2 separate regions of the Homo sapiens genome follow, and region 2 is linked to region 1. Evidence: read pairs that join two places in POLR2A ChIA-PET (ENCODE). Cell type or tissue: PC-9. All regions are shown on one strand. Each heading gives the region's core, and the rest is flanking DNA. Links, peaks and the distances in the headings are about the cores only.

The links. ChIA-PET counts read pairs that join two places held together with the same protein. Peaks named below come from ENCODE experiments on the same cell type or tissue, not always from the same donor. Only the 100,000 strongest peaks of a DNase experiment are listed, where the experiment ranks them.
Region 2: POLR2A ChIA-PET joins it to region 1 with 8 read pairs; 4 of 35 experiments call an interaction of 5 or more read pairs at or near these places.

The regions. Positions count from the first base shown.
Region 1 is chr6:150,119,065-150,127,526 of GRCh38, reverse strand. No RefSeq gene overlaps it. Among named protein-coding and RNA genes, the nearest start is that of PPP1R14C, 20 kb to the left of the region's middle. In PC-9, for the core only: no CTCF peak of the experiment used is centred there; no DNase peak of the experiment used is centred there.
Region 2 is chr6:150,173,002-150,181,463 of GRCh38, reverse strand. All of the region lies in intron 1 of PPP1R14C (protein phosphatase 1 regulatory inhibitor subunit 14C), which reads right to left. Among named protein-coding and RNA genes, the nearest start is that of PPP1R14C, 34 kb to the right of the region's middle. RefSeq lists an enhancer at 2,999-5,917. In PC-9, for the core only: no CTCF peak of the experiment used is centred there; DNase peaks (open chromatin) are centred at 4,603, 5,053 and 5,493; H3K27ac peaks cover 2,615 bases.

The DNA.
Region 1 (8,462 bases), core at 2,232-6,231:
GAACCAAGCGTGGAGCCCCAGTGAGAACCAGATGTGGCCGGAAGAGGGCAAAGCGAAAGAATGTCATGGATCCCAGTCGAAGGGGCCTCAGGGAGGGTTCAGACAAAGCAGCTAAAGAAGGCCTTCCTGGTGACAGAGGTATGGAGCCGATGGCAACCAGATACGATCGAGATGCTTCACCCATGTTAGAGAGCTGCAACAGAGATCCCAGTGACAGGAACTTGGCACTGGGCTGGGCAAGGGGACTTCCGCCAACTCACAAAAGGGCACAGGGGAACAAACTCATCTTTCCAACCTGCCACGCACAGAAAGGTGCTGCCGATCTTTCTGTTTAATTCAGAGTCTTCCAACAAACGTTCACTGAGCACCTCCTACTACCAAGCATCCTCTACCTGGGACACATCAGTGAACAAAACAGAGGCCCCGCCCTCGCAGAGATTCTATATCTGTGGGAGAAGACAGTAAACAATGAGCATAGCAAATAAGCAAGCTGTAAGGCATGTTAGAAAGTGATGTTCTAACGAGAAAAGGCAGCCGTGAACATGAGCAGGTGGGGCTGCCATTTTAATCATGAAAAGTCAACTTTCCGGTTTCTCTTCCTTGCTCTTCCTGCCCTGGACTCCAAACACCAGAGGTAGCTGACTGGGGAGGAGCCCTAGAGCCAAGCATAGGGATAGAGGGTGAAGCCCACCACACACCCCTGCCATTCCCACCACCATCACAGCTGGCAGCTCCTAGCCCGAGGCAGTCAAAGCTGCAGGAAGAGAGGAAGTTTAGGGAGGAGTCAAGCTTTGATGTTACACTGACCTGAGCGTATTAAGTCCTGCGTTGAACCTGGCCAACGAAAAGTAACCAGAAAAGCTCTGAAAATGACCAGGAAAGCTTCTAGTGCTTTCTCCTTGAGCAGGAGACAGGTGTAAAGGCCACAGAGGAATTTAAGGGACACAAGAGACAAAAATGATGCTGCTGTTTATATATCAGGCCAGGATTCCCAAATGTTGAAATGGCCACACACTCATTAATGACAGCTGATTTTTAACAGAATGATCCTAGAACACTATGGAATCCCTTCTTAGTACTGTATACCACAGTGTGTGTTAAAAATACTGAAGTTTACATGTGAGGCAAAAACTTCAGGAGCTTAAAATGAAGTGCAGATATCTAAAAATATGGAGTGCCTTGTTTTAAAAAATTGAAATGTTGACATTCAGAAAGAATTATATTTACTCAAGAAGGAAAAAAAAGAGAAATACCTGCATATTAATTTCCTAGGGCTCTATAGCAAAGCACCACTAACTGGGTGGCTTACACAACAGCAGTTGATTCTTGCTCAGTTCTGGAAGCCAAAAGTCCAAAATCAAGGCGCCCACAGAGCCACACTCCCTCTGACACCTGCAGGGCAGAATCTCTGCCTCTGCCTGGCGTCTGGTGGTATGCGTCCATCCTGGACATTCCCTTGGCTTGTGGCTGCAGCACTTCCATCTCGGCCTGTGTTTCCCATGGCTGTCTCCCCATGTGTGTCTGTGTGTTCTCTCTTCTTCCTATGAGGATGCCTGTCATATTGGATGAAGGCCCCACCTAAGTCTAGTGCAACCTCATCTTCACTCATTACCTCTTCAATGATGCTGTCTTAATAAGGCCTCATTCTGAGGTACTGGGGACTAGGACTTCAACATATTTTTTGGTGGGACTTAATTCAACCCATAAAAACCTACTAAGTCACTTTTTAAAGAAAATATACTTCTTTTTAGGACACTGTAAGAAAAGAAAGTTCTAGGCCCATGTCACTGATGAACATAGATGCTTAAATTCTCAAAAAATATATATATCATCAAAGTGTGGTGGGCTGTTCTTGCATTGCTGTAAAGAAATACCTGAGACTGGGGAATTTATAATGAAAAGAGGTTTAATTGACTCACAGTCCTGCAGGCTGTACATGCATGGCACATCTGCTTGGTTCTGGGGAGCCTCAGGGGGCTTTTAGTCAAGGCAGAAGGAGAAGCAGGAGCCGGCACATCACATGGCAGGCACAGGAGCAAGAGAGAAATGAGGCTGGGTGTGGTGGCTCGCGCCTGTAATCCCAGCACTTGGGAGGCCAAGGCTGGCAGATCACCTGAAGTCTGGAGTTCCAGACCAGCCTGGCCAACATGGTGAAACCCTGTCTCTACTAAAAATATAAAAATTAGCTGGGCATGGTGGTGGTGCGCACCTGTAATCCCAGCTACTTGGGAGGCTGAGGCAGGAGACTCACTTGAACCCAGGAGGCCGAGGTTGCAGTGAACTGAGATTACGCCATTGCACTCCAGCCTGGGTGACAAGAGAGAAACTTCATCTCAAAAAAAAAAAAAAAGAGAGAGAGAGAGAGATGGGTAGCAGAGGAAGGTGTCACACACTTTTAAACAATCAGATCTCATGAGAACTCACTCACTGTCATAAGGACAGCACCAAGAGGATGGTGCTAAACTATTCATGAGAAATCCACCCCCATGATCCAATCACTTCCGAGTCCCACCTCCAACACTGTGGATTACATTTCAACATAAGATTTGGGTGGGACACATATCCAAACCACATCACAGACCAAATTCAATAGCATATGAAACAGCACAATCGGGTGGGATTTATCCCAGGCATGCAAGGATGTTTCAACAAATGCATGTCTATAAATGTGATCACCACATGAACAGAATGAAGGACAAAATCTATATGATCATCTTAATAGATGTAGAAAATGCATTTGACAAAATTCAACATCCTTTCCTGATAAAAGCTCTCAACAAACTAGGTATAGAAGGAATGTACCTCAACACAATAAAGTCCATATATGAGAAGCCCACAACTAGCAGTGAAAAGTTGAAAGCTTTTCTTCTACGATCAGGAACAAGACAAGAATGCTGATATGATTTGGCTCTGTGTCCCCACCCAAATCTCACCTCGAATTGCAATCCCCATATACAGCGGAGGAACCTGGTAGGAGGTGATTGGATCATGGGGGCAGATTTTCCCCTTGCTGTTCTCAATATAGTGAATGGGTTCTCACAAGATCTGATGGTTTAAGATGGGCACTTCTCCCTTCTCTCTCTCTCTCTCTCCTGCTGCCATGTAAGGCGTGCCTTGCTTCCCCTTTGCCTTCCAGCATGATTGTAAGTTTCCAGAGGCCTCTCCAGTCATGTGGAACTGTCAGTTAATTAAACCTCTTTTCTTCATAAATTACCCAGTCCCAGGTAGTTCTTTATAGCAGTGTGAAAACAGACTGATACAGATGCCCACTCTTGCCACCTCTATTCAACACAGTCCTGGAAGTCTGAGCCAGAGCATTTAGGCAAGAGAAAGTAACAAAAGGCATTAAAATTGGAAAGGGAGAAGTTAAATTGTCTCTGTCTATAGATGACATAATCATACATATAGAAAACTCTAAAGGCACCATCAAAAAACTGTTAGAAATAATAAACAAGGCCAGACGCAGTGGCTCACGCCTGTAATCCCAGCACTTTGGGAGGTGAAGGTGGGCAGACCACTTGAGGTCAGGAGTTTGAGACTAGCCTGGGCAACATGGAGAAACCGCATGTCTACCAAAAATTTAAAAAATTAGCTGGGCATGGTGGCATGCGCCTGTGGTCCCAGCTACTCAGGAAACTGAGGTGGGAGGATCGCTTGAGCCTGACAGGAAGAGGTTGCAGTGAGTCGAGTTCGTGCCACTGCAGTCCAGCCTGTGTGATAGAGTGAGACAAGAAAGGGAAGGGACAGGAAGGGAAGGGGAGGGGAGGGGAGGGGCAGGGCAGGGAGAGGGAGAGGGAGGTAATAAACAAGTCAATGAAGTTGCAAAAATCAACACACGATGCAGAATCAACGTATGAAAATCAGTGACATTTCTATACACTATGAAGTATTCCAAAAAGAAATCAAAAGAACAATTCCATTTACAATAGCATCAGAAATTATTTAGAAATAGGGTCGGGCGCGATGGCTCACTCCTGTAATCCCAGCACTTTGGGAAGCCGAGGCGGGTGCATCACGAAGTCAGGAGATCGGGACCATCCTGGTTAACATGGTGAAGCCCCGTCTCTACTAAAAAAATACAAAAAAATGGCCAGGCATGGTGGCTCACGCCTGTAATCCCAGCACTTTGGGAGGCTGAGGCAGACAGATCACGAGGTCAGGAGATCGAGACCATCCTAGGTAACACAGTGAAACCCCATCTCTACTAAAAATACAAAAATTAGCCAGGCGTGGTGGCAGGTGCCTGTAGTCCCATCTACTCAGGAGGCTGAGGCAGGAGAATGGCGTGAACCCGGGAGGCGGAGCTTGCAGTGAGTCGAGATTGCACCACTGCACTCCAGCCTGGGTGACACAGCGAGACTCTGTCTCAAAAAAAAAAAAGAAAGAAAGAAAGAAAGAAATTATTTAGAAATAAATTTACCCAAGGAGGTGAAAGATCTCTTCACTAAATACTATAAAATGTTGATGAAAGAAAGTGAAGACCAGCATGGTGGCTCATGTCTGTAATTCTAGCACTTTGGAAGGACAATGCAGGAGGATTGCTTGAGCCTAAGAGTTCAAGACCAGCCCAAGAAACATAGTGAAATCCTGTCTTTACAAAAAAAAATAAAGATAACAAATTAGCCAGGTGTGGTGGTGTGCACCTGAGGTTTAAGCTACTCAGGAGGCTGAGGCAGGAGGATTGCTTGAGCCCAGGAGTTCAGAGTTACAATGAGCTATGATCATGTCACTGCACTCCAGCCTAGGCAACATGGTGAGACCTTATCTCAAAAGGAAGTAAGGAGAGAAGGAAGGCAGGAAGGCAGGAAGGAAGGAAGAAAGGGAGGGAGGGAGGGAGGGGGAAAATTGAAGAAGATACAAATAAATGGGAAGATATTCTGTGCTAATGGATTAGAATAATTTATATTGTTAAAATGTCCATATCCACAAAGCAATCTGCAGATTCAGTGCAATCCCCATGAAAATCCCAATGACATTTTTCACAGAAATAGAAAAAAAATCCTAAAATTTATATGGAACCACAAAAGACCCTGAAAAGCCAGAAATATCTTTATCAGAAAGAACCATGATGAAGGTATCACATTACCTGATCTCAAAATCTACTACACAGCTATAGTAATCAAAACAGCACAGTACTGGCATAAAAAAGATATACAGACCAGTGGAACAGGAAGCTCAGAAATAAATCCATGCATTTATGGTCAGTTGATCTTCAACAAGGGTCCCAAGAATACACAATAGTGAAAGGACAGTTTCTTCAATAAATGGTGTTGGGAAAACTAGATGTCCACATGCAGAAGAATGTAATTAAACCCTTATTTCACACCATATACAAAAACCAACTCCAAATGAATTAAAGACTTAAATATAAGACTTGAAACTCCAAAACTACTAGAAGAAAACATAGGGAGAAAGCTCCATGACATTGGTTTGAGTAATAATATTTTGGCTATGAGCTCAAAAGCACAGGCAACAAAAGCGACAATAGACAAATCAGACTGCATCAAGCTAAAAAGCTTCTGACAGCAAAGGAAACAACCAACAGAGTGAAAAGAAAATCTACAGGAAGGGAGAAAATATTTGCAAGTCATACATTTAATATCCAAAATATATAAGGGACTCAAACAACTCAGTAGCAAGAAGGCAACCTGATTTTTAAAATGAGGAAAAGTAGTTCCCAGAGGCTAGGAAGTGTAGTGAGGGTGATGGAGGTGGGAGCACTCAGAGGTAGTTACTGGATACAAACACTATAGTTAGGTACAATGAATAAGATCTAGTATTTGATAGCACAACAGGGTGACCACAGTCAACAATAATTTACTGTACATTTAAAAATAACAGAAAGAGGCTGGGCGTAGTGGCTCACGCCTGTAATCCCAGCACTTTGGGAGGCTGAGGTGGGTGGATCATGAGGTCAGGAGATCAAGACCATCCTGGCTAATACAGTGTAACCCCGTCTCTACTAAAAATACAAAAATTAGCCTGGCATGCTGGCAGGCACCTGTAGTCCCAGCTGCTCAGGAGGCTGAGGCAGGAGAATGGCGTGAACCCGGGAGGCAGGGCTTGCAGTGAGCCTGCCACTGCACTCCAGCCTGGGCAACAGAGTGAGATTCCATCTCAAAAAAAATAATAATTAAAAAAAGTAATAATAACAGAAAGAAGGCCAGGCATGGTGGCTCATGCCTGTAATCTCAGCATTTTGGGAGACCGAGGCGGGTGGATCACTTGAAGTCAGGAGTTCAAGAGCGCCCTAGCCAACATGGTGAAACCCCATCTCTACTAAAAATACAAAAATTAGCCAGGCGCAGTGGCATGGACCTGTAATCCCAACTATTCGGGAGGCTGAGGCAGCAGGAGAATCGCTTGAACCCATGCATTTGACAACATTCAACAGGCGGAGGTTGCGGTGAGCCGAGATCGCATCACTACACTCCAGCCTGGGTGACAGAGTGAGCCTCTGTCTCAAAAAATAAATAAATAAAACAGAAAGAGTATAATTGGAAGGTTTATAACACAAAGAAATGATCAGTGCTTGAGGAGATAGATATCCCACTTTTGCTAATGTCATTATTATGCATTGTATACCCATATCAAAGTATCTCATGTACTCCATAAATATATATACCTACTATGTACCCATAAAAATAAATAGTTAAAATTTTAAAAATTAGCAAAGGACTTAAATAGACTTTTCTCAAAAGAAGACATATGAAGAACCAATAGGTATATGAAAAGATGTTCAACATCACTACTCATCTGGGCAATGCAAAGCAAAACCACATGAGATGCCACCCCACACCTGCTAGCATGGCTGTCACTGAAAAGACAAAAGGTAACAAGAGTTGGCAAGGATGTGGAGGAAAGGGAATGTTAATTAATATAGCCATGATGGAAAGCAGTATGGAGGTTCTTCAAAAAACTATAAACAGAACTACCATATGATCCAGCCGTCCCTCTTCTAGGTATACATCCAAGGAAATGAAATCAGTATATTGAAGAAATATCTACACTCCCACACCTAACTGTACATCAACAGATGAATGGATAAAGAAATGTGACTTATACATAATGGAACACTATCTAGCCTTAGAAAGGAAGCAAATCCTGTCATTTGTGTCAACATGGATGAACCTGGAGGACATTATGCTAAGTGGAATAAGCCAGGCACAGAAAGAAAACTAGTTCATGATCTCACTTATATGTGGAATCTAAAAAAGTCAAACTCAGGCCAGGCGTGGTGGCTCACATCTGTAATCCCAGCACTTTGGGAGGCGAGGCAGGTGGATCACTTGAAGCCAGGAGTTTGAGACTAGCCTGGCCAACATGGCGAAACCCCGTCTCTACTGAAAATACAAAAAGTTAGCTGGGCATGGTGGCACACGCCTGTAATCCCAGCTACTCAGGAGGCTGAGGCAGGAGAATTGCTTGATCCCCGGAGGTGGAGGTTGCAGTGAGCAGAGATCACGCCACTGCACTGCAGCCTGGGAGACTGAGCAACAGAAGACTAGAAAGGTGGTTACGAGGGTTGCACAGGGGGAAGGTCTGGGGAGATGTTGGTCAAAGGATACAAAATTTCAATTAGACAGGAAGAGTCAGTTCAAAAGACCTTTTGTACAATCACCATGACTATAGTTAGTAACAGTAACGATGTAATGTATTCTTGAAAATTGCTGAGAGTGTCTAAACCACCAAAAAAAACCAACAAAAAAATCCAAAAAAAACAGTATGTGAGGTAATGGATATGTTAATTAGCTTGATGTAGCCCTTCACAGTGTATACAAATTTCAAAACATCATGTTGTAGATCGTAAATACTTGCAATTTTTGTCAATTAAAAATTATCTTAATTTTATAAAGATCACACATTTAGCCAAAGACTCCAATAGAACATACTTGCAGAAATATTACATTTTTTTTGGCTTAGTTCTCAAAGCATGTGGTTGAGCTGCTGCTGCTGTGCTGGCCAGATATTTACACTGTATTCATTTAGAAGAAAAGTAGCAACAGGAAGTAGACTTCTCCCCGGAGGTTTCCAAACCATTCACTTAAATCTGAGGGCCTCACAGCACTCACACCAGCTTCCTCCTGTGGTCCCTCCTGTGGTCCCAGCTGGCTCTGGCCTGCCGCCCATCCAACAGTCTGCAAAAAATCCGTAAAGCAGAGAAGAGATTCACTTCACTCCGTGTGAGAGCAGTAACATTCTGATCACTTAACAACGGATGCGTCCAGTTGTTCCCACTTTCTCCTAGGAGCTCTCTCATCCATTGAGTTGTTCCCTAACTTCACTGACAGTATTACACGAAATCACTCTGCTCAGAACCCCAGAGCTGCACAGCCTCCACCAACAATTTAAGTCTCTTTAAAGTATCCAAAGTCAACACTGTCTCCTTGGTGACACAGGAGATTCTGCTTTGGTTGAGCTCTGCCAGGACTGGCTACATAATCTGGGGAAGGTACACAGTG
Region 2 (8,462 bases), core at 2,978-6,977, 53 kb before region 1:
TTCTACCAGATCATTAGAATTTCTCCTCTAAGGACAACCTGAATCCCAGAGCAGAAATGCCCACCACTGTCCACCAGCTTCCTGAAAAACACCCTTGAATAATAATAACCTCTACAGAAAGATTAGCTGGGTGTGGTGGTGTGTGCCTGTAATTCCAGCTACTCGGGAGGCTGAGGCAAGAGAGTCTTAAACCCGAGAGGTGGAGGTTGCAGTGAGATGAGATCGCGCCACTGCACTCCAGCCTGGTGACATAGTGAGACTCCAGGCCAGCTAATCCTTACCAAGAACACCTCATAGAATGCCAGCCTAACCTGAAGCTCCCAGCCACTATGGATAGACAGACTAAAGCGGGGATAAATACCACACTTCCAAAGGCAGCTCCACTAAATTTCACATTTTAAAAAAGACATCAGTAACCACTCAATTTAAATCTGACCTGAGGGAGGAGCTGTAGTTTCTCTACCTTTCTCTCATCCAGTTAAGCCTACACTTTGACATTGGGTCCTTATTTTGGATGCACTGTAAGAAGAATGTGGACACTAATTTTTCCAGCAACTATGCAGATTTGTACCAGATTGTCTCTTATTTTGTCTAGAGCCCCTGTCAGACCTGCTGATGTAGTCCAGGGTCATCATTCAGCAAGAAAAATCATCTCTCCAAACAACTCAGCTCCAGGCTCCCTTCAAAGTCACACAATCTGAGGCTTTCACCCTTCACTCCGCCCCCACCCCAGCCATGCTCTTAGGGAGCTTCACAGACTGCCTCTCCTGTGTCACCCACTAAAGTGACCACAGGAAGGACCTCAAGACACATGCCTAAAACAACTCTTCCAAGAACAGCTATGACAACACTGACATCAGAGAAAACAACAGGAGGCAAACTGAGGAGCTCATGAGATGTACCCACATGTGCAGAGTTCCTTATATAATGCTGGATGAAACATGGAAGCATTAAATCTTACAGTGCTTAGATTTCATTAAACTACTTTCCCCAAGCCCTGCCACGTATAGCTCTCACAGCCACTCTTTCATGCAGATGCAACTAATATCCCCATCTTACAGATGAAGTAGCTGAGACTCGGGGTTATTTGCCCACAGTCACACAGCTAGAGCTGAGGCCAACACTTGTACCAATCCATACTATACTGTCTCAAACATAATAATAGCTAACATCCACTGAGTGCACCCTATCTACCAGACACTATGCTAATGCTTGACTGCATGAATCATCTCAGTTAATTCTTTCTTGTTTGTTTGTTTTTTGAAATGGAGTCTCACTCTGTCACCCAGGCTGGGGTGCAGTGGCACAATCTCGGCTCACTGCAACCTTCAGATCCCAGGTTCAAGTGATTCTCACGCCTCAGCTTCCTGAGTAGCTGGGATTACAGGCACATGCCACCACTCCCGGCTAATTTTTGTGGTTTTGGTAGAGACAGGGTCTTGTCATGTTGGCCAGGCTGGTCTCAAACTCCTGACCTCAGGTGATCTATCCCCCTCGGCCTCCCAAACAGCTGGAATTATAGGCCGGAGCCACCGTGCCTGGCCCATCTCAGTTAATTCTTACAACATCCCTTTTGTTATCTGTTTCCCCAAAACACACCTTACAAATGAGAAAAACCAAAAAACAGAGTCTAAGTAACTTGCCTAAGATCACACAGTCAGTAATGTGGCAGAGTTGGGACTCAAACTCCTGTCTTTCTCACTCATTCTATGCATGGATATAATTGCTCAGTTTTGTCACAGCTGTATTTGGAAAAAAAAGTTATTTATGTCACCTGTGTAAGAGAGCCTTCATGGATATTATCCCCTTTTTTTTTTTAACAGCCCATGAACCAATGGCAGAGATTAAACATGAGAAAGATGTTTGGGGATTCAGATTCTAATGAAGGGCAGGTCTGCAGAGTTCGTTTCCATTTAAAAACATAGGCCAACGTGGAAAAATCGAGACACTTATCTGGACTCTCTACACCTGGGCTGTCTGTTACCCTCGCTATATAGATAAAGTCTTCATGGCCGACCCTCCCTCCCTCCCTCCCTCCTTTCTTTCTCTCTCTCTCTCTTTCTCTCTTTCTTTCTGTTGGTGTCTCACTCTGCTGCCCAGGCTGGAGTGCAGTGGTGCAATTATAGCTCATCGCAGCCTTGAACCCTTGTATTCCAGCAAACCTCCTGCCTCAGCCTCCTGAGTAGCTAGCACCACCACACCTGGCAAATTTTTATTTTGTATAGAGATAGGGTCTTGCTATGTTGTCCCAGCTGGTACTGAACTCCTGGGCTCAAGCAGCGCCCCTAGCTTGGCCTCCCAAAGTGCTGGGACTACAGGTATGAGCCACCATGCTTGGCGACCACAGTCTCCTTCCTCCCTGGGTCTCCCCAGTGCCTTCCCAGGTTGGTTCCAGGCCTCCCTTCCTCCTAAAAGGAAAAGCATTATAAGGTGTTTTAGGAAGTAGAACAGGCTTCGAAAAACACTTCCATATTCGTAGTGACAGGGAGAGTATAGAAAGCAAAAAAATGCAGCCATCAAACTTTCCCTAGAGAGCTCCCTTCACCTCCAGCATCCATGTATTGAGCTGGTCATCCAAGAGCTACACAGATCCTGTTTATTTCCTCCTCTGCAGATGAAGAAATTTGTCCCCTGTGAGATCTGAAAATCTACACCTAGATGTTTCCCTATTTCAGACAAACCAAGTCCATCTCTTCACCTTAGATTGTCATTTTCATTCCAAGTAATGAAATAAACAACAGTATAAAGACCCTGGTTACTATTTCTGATGCAGTATTTTATGTCATCATGACAGTTGTAATGGCTGGGAGTAGTTTTATCTTTAATGATTCCAAAAAACAAAAGGAGAAATAAAATAGAGCTATGCTTAGGTTGGAGATAAACATCTCTTTGGTTGAGATACTTCACATAGGTCTATAGGTCTAGAAATCAATCGTATTGACTTTACCTGAACTGAAGAAATGAACTTCAAAGGCTGGCCCTGCATATTAGGAGAGGGACACAACCTCACCTGCTGTGACCGCCCTCCTCTCCAATCACACCCACCATCCCCTGACATGCTCCAGCTGGTCTCGCTCCTTGGTCGGCCCACAGAGCCAGCGTCCACTGTCCCCAGGGGCCTCTGTGACAGACTTCTCTGCCTGCATTCAGGGTTTCCTCCAGCCTCTTACACAGGCTAGGTTGTGGGAAAGACCCACTGGACCCCTAGGTCCAGACCTACTACCACTGTTCCCAGATGGGCCCAAGAAAGGTCACAGTAAACCCTGCTGAGGTGGCGCCAGCAACTGACGACAAGATACAGATGGAGTAGGAGGGCACACACAAGGGCAAGGCTCTGCACAAAAGGCCTCGCGGAGGCTGCATGGGGGGTGAGGGCCAGCCGCGGCTCCAGGAGACACACGCACAAGCCCTCTAGGAGACTGTAACTATGACACACAGCTGCCTGGGAACAGCACATTCTTGTGCGAGGTAAAACATTAACCAGTGAGCATCTGGACAATATTTATATCCCCGCTGGGGCTAACCACACAGTGATGAGGGAAAACACACATGCCACAGGGAAGCCCATCTTTCTTGCCTGACGACGGGGCCTCAGGAGATGAGTCTGTCCCGGCCTCTTGTTGGGACAGTCACTGGGGTTCTGCTGCAGTCCGGACTGGCTCAGAGAAAGCGGCCCAGGTCCCACTCCCTGCCTCCCCGACAGCTGTCCTGAGTTGAACCCCAGGCCTCACAGGGTGCTGAATCCAACTGGTCTCCGAGAAGGACAAAAGACTGTGGGACTTTGGGGACAACAATGAGGGAAAGAAGACTGACTCAGAGCTGCTCATGTATTTGCACCCACAGATATGTGTATGTTGAACCCTACCGGGGAGAGAGAGACAGAGAGGGACTGAGGGGGGAAAGGAACAGTAAGGCTATCTGTGACCACCGGATCTGCATGGAAGCTCCACAGGCCCCAAGGCCAGGCCTGAGAACGTGCTACACATGACCCTTCGCTTGCCTTCTCTGCTGTCAACAGACAGGTCCCAGCCTTTTGGTCACACCAGCAAGAATTTTCACTTCTTATCTACCAAGATAGTTTCCTTCCCAATATAAATCTGGCCCCAACACTCACTCCATTAAGTGAGGCCCATATATGGCTCTGAAACTATGACTTCATTTTTTCCCTCTCTTCTCCCCAGATCCTTTCACAGAAACAACAGGTAAAGACAGTCTACCTTAGTTTTTTTGGAGTTGTCAAGTGCACCCCTGTTTTCAAATGGCCACACGGTGCAGGGAAGATCTGTGCTGCTTCCACTGACAACAGAGACTGGCTGAATTGTGCCCAGAGAGCCGTTCACTGTCTACAACATCCACCACAGAGCTACACAGCAAGACATCTCTCAGGAACCAGGGCCAGGCTGAGCCGTGGATATTAGGATTTCTGGTATGGGGAAGGCAGCAAACAGGACGTGGAGTTAGGACACAGGCAGCCAGAAGGTAGGGAGAGACACACAGGGGGAGGCCGGATCACTGGAGGGTGGGACCGGCCCTAAATAACTAGCCCTTCCTCGTGATCTCTCCTCCCTCTTCCTTGAGTGGCCTCATCCGTATAAAACCCATCTCCTTGCCCACAGGGTCTCCCACACGATGAACAGGATTGTCCTGTTTGAAGCCACTCCTTCAGGCCCTCTGCAAACCCAGACACCTGCAGCCACGGCAGGACACTGCCCTTACCTGGGCCTCACTCATTATAACAGCTTAAAGGAAAAAAATCTCACTTCTGTGATCCAAAAGGGATTTGTTTGAATGTGGACTATTTGAGGATGATAATAAAACTCTTCTGGACCAGGGACGCCAATCCACAAATCCACCAAAATAGCAGTAGAAAGACACAGATCATGAATTAGACTAACAGCAGTTCCTTCAAATAAGCTAAGGAAGGTCTCACCTTTATTGAACCCTGAACTTATCTGGTATTTCAAGTAAGACAGCAACAAGATGTTCCTTCTCTGTCCTCTCTTTGACGCTGAGACATACAATGAAGGGGAAAGTTCAGCCTAATCCTAAAGGCATTGACTGGAAGCAGGAAACAAGACAAGAGGTAGTTGCCAAGGAAGCCAGACACAGATTGTACCACGGGCACCCCGCCTCCAACTCGATTGTTAGAAGCAATTCCCAGCTTGGTAACTCATGGAAGCCACGGGCACTCCCGTTGAGAAGATGGGAATCCTTCCAGGGCTGGCCTGCCCAGATAGCCAGTAGGGCTGGCTCCAAGCGCTGCCTAGGTTCTACTGCAATGCCCCACACTCCCTCACCCCGGGGTGCCCACTAGAGCCCTCCTGTTCACCCCAATTATAAGAACACTCTCTCTCCAACAGACAGGTAATTAATCAAGGGATAACCCCCAAGAAAGGGAAAATAACACAAGATCACATCAGCTCACTGTTCTAAGTATCCCCAGTGGAATTCTGAATTCCCCTTTAGTAGAGTCACTTATGACAGGTGTGGCCGGTTTAGAGATCCTGTTACCAGGGAGAGAAGTACAAGATATTCAGGGCCTGCTGAAGAAGACTGGCCAAGCAAACAGTGTTATAAAACACCACGGGTAGATTGCGCTTGTGGTTCAAACTGCATTTTCCCAAACAGGCCAGATTGGGATATGACATCTAGGTTTTATTTTAACTGGTTCTGCTGAGAAAACACCAGCCTCATACCTAGCACAGTCAAGAGCCATGGGTTATGTTATCCAATAACACTGGGTTAGATACTGTCAAATGATTAAGCCTTTGACTAGGGAAATCATACAAAGCAACAGTTCTGGTAATTACCCACCGTCTGTACCTGGGCACCACCAGGGAGATGTCAAAGTAACTTCCTTGCATTTGGAAATGCCCTCACCAGCCCCATGCTCAAGAGTTCACTTTTATTGTTGAAGTAATATTTTACAAAGGAAATTACTAACTAGTCATAAAGAGCAGAGAGTTAAATATTTATAAGGACTCACAATATTAACAGATTCACTTTCCCAAAAACATATTCAACATATCAGAGCTCTGCATCCTTAGTAAATGACCACTGTGATTTTACACAGAAAAAGAGGGAAGCACTGGGTCCATGTGTGACCTCTGCTAAGAGATCCCACTGAAGCAGATCCAAGAGACCCAGCTCAGAGTGGGGGCCCCTTCCAACTCCACCACCTTCTCCACGGCTCTCAGCAAGTTACTGGACTTCTTCCTGCCTGGTTCCATCGCTACAATGGGACCAGAAATAGCATCCACCTCACAGGTTTATTAAGAGGATGAAAGGAGTTAACATGGGCAAGCCTTAGAACAGCCCAGCACATAATAAGCACTATGTGAGCTACTACTGTTATTGTTGTTTCTGGTTTTATTATTTGGTCAACACGGATTAAATGTCATAGTGGTATCATAAACAATGTTCAAGCCAATTGATCATATGTTTCAAATATGAGAGCAAAAAAGAAACATCCTCTTCACTACTTTTTTTTTTTTTTTTGAGACAGAATCTCCCTCGGTCGCCCAGGCTGCAGTGCAGTGGCATGATCTCAGCTCACCGCAACCTCCGCCTCCCGGGTTCAAGCAATTCTCCTGTCTCAGCTTCCTGAGTAGCTGGGATTACAGGCGTGCGACACCATGACCAGCTAATTTTTTGTGTATTTTCAGTAGAGATGGCGTTTCACCGTATTGGCCAGGCTGGTCTCGAACTCCTGACCTTGTGATCCGTCCACCTCCACCTCCCAAAGTGCTGGGATTACAGGCGTGAGCCACTGCGCCCAGCTTTCACTACTTATTATTAAATGATATTCCAGGAAATTATATTTATTTAAAACACACCGTTGAACACTGAATATCTGCCAGGCCTTCCAGAGGACAGAATATATTATAAGCCAATGTTCCTACCCTCTAGGAGCTTACAGTCGAATTGAGAAGATAAAAATGCACACACGGCCAGGCGTGGTGGCTCACGCCTGTAATCCCAGCACTTTGGGAGGCCAAGGTGGGCGGATCACAAGGTCAGGAGATCGAGACCATCCTGGCTAACACGGTGAAACCCCATCTCTACTAAAAATACAGATTACCTGGGAGTGGTGGGGGGCACCGGTAGTCCCAGCTACTCAGGAGGCTGAGGCAGGAGAATGGTGTGAACCCAGGAGGCAGAGCTTGCAGTGAGCCGAGATCGCACCACTGCACTCCAGCCTGGGCGACAGAGGGAGACTCATAGCATTTCTTTGTAATTGATTTATAAATACCAAGAAGTATGGGTAAGTTAGTAAGTGTTCTCACAATTTAGAAAATGGTAAGTATGTGAGGTGATGAATATGCTAATTAGCTTGATTTAATCATTTCACAACGTATGCACCTATCAAAGCATCATGTCTGTACACTGCAAGTATATATAATTATTATTTTTCAATAATACCTTAACAAATCTCGGGGGTGGGGGGGAGGGAGAGGTGCCAAATAAGCAAATTGATTTCAGCCTAAAACAAAAGACCTCATGGAGACGGGGTTCAAGTTGGGCTTTGAAGGATGGGCAGGACTAAGACAGAGGAAGCTTTGAGGATGGGGGATCCTGGGAATGGCGTGAGCAGAACTCACGAGGCTATCCTGAAGTTGAGATGAGAGATTGGGGTGCTTAGGAGCCTCAGGTCTGCAGTCTTGGGCTCCCATGTCCTGGCTGAGTGACCATGGGCCAGTTCCATAAGCCTCTGCGGGCCTCCATTCCTAGCGCTGGCTGGCATCGGCATTATTCTGAAGACTGAACAAGATAAAGCACGTTAGGAAAACACAGTGAGAACCAGGCATCCTCAGGTATTAAACAGAGTTAAAGAGACTCATCTGTCTGCCAAGAGACCCACCTGTCTGCAGAAGAAGGCTGAAATTGGAAAGTAGTGCAAGACCAAGTTGGAAAGTTACAAAGGAGGGCTGTAGTGAGCTCAGACTTCATTCAGGGAGAGATCTGAGCCCCCTGAGAAGAGTCATTTTTACAGTGGCCTCTCCGAGCAGCATGTATACAGCAAGGTGGGAGAATCTGGGGAAGGGAGTCCAGGAGAGGGTGCCAAAGGCTCCACATGAGTGGAAAAGGCTGGGCCCGGGCACTCACCATAGGGATGGAAAAAAAAAAGGGTAAGGATAAGAGACCAGATTAGGTGGTGCCAAGTGTGGGAGAAAATGAGAGGAGCTGAAAACCAACTCCACTCATGCAATGTGGTTTCCTAGAAGACATGCTAGAAGAGACAGGGCATTCGTGGAAAAAATGGGGAGATCTCAATAAAGATTGTCATTAGCTACCTTGTACCATTGCTGATTTCTTAGTGTCGAGAAATGCACAGGAAAATGTCAACATTGGAGGAAGCTGGGTGAAGGGTACATGGGGAAAACTCTGTGCTTTCTTTGCAAATCTGTAAATTAAAATTATTTCAAAACACAAAAAAAACTCCAGGTCTATTTGGGTGGCTC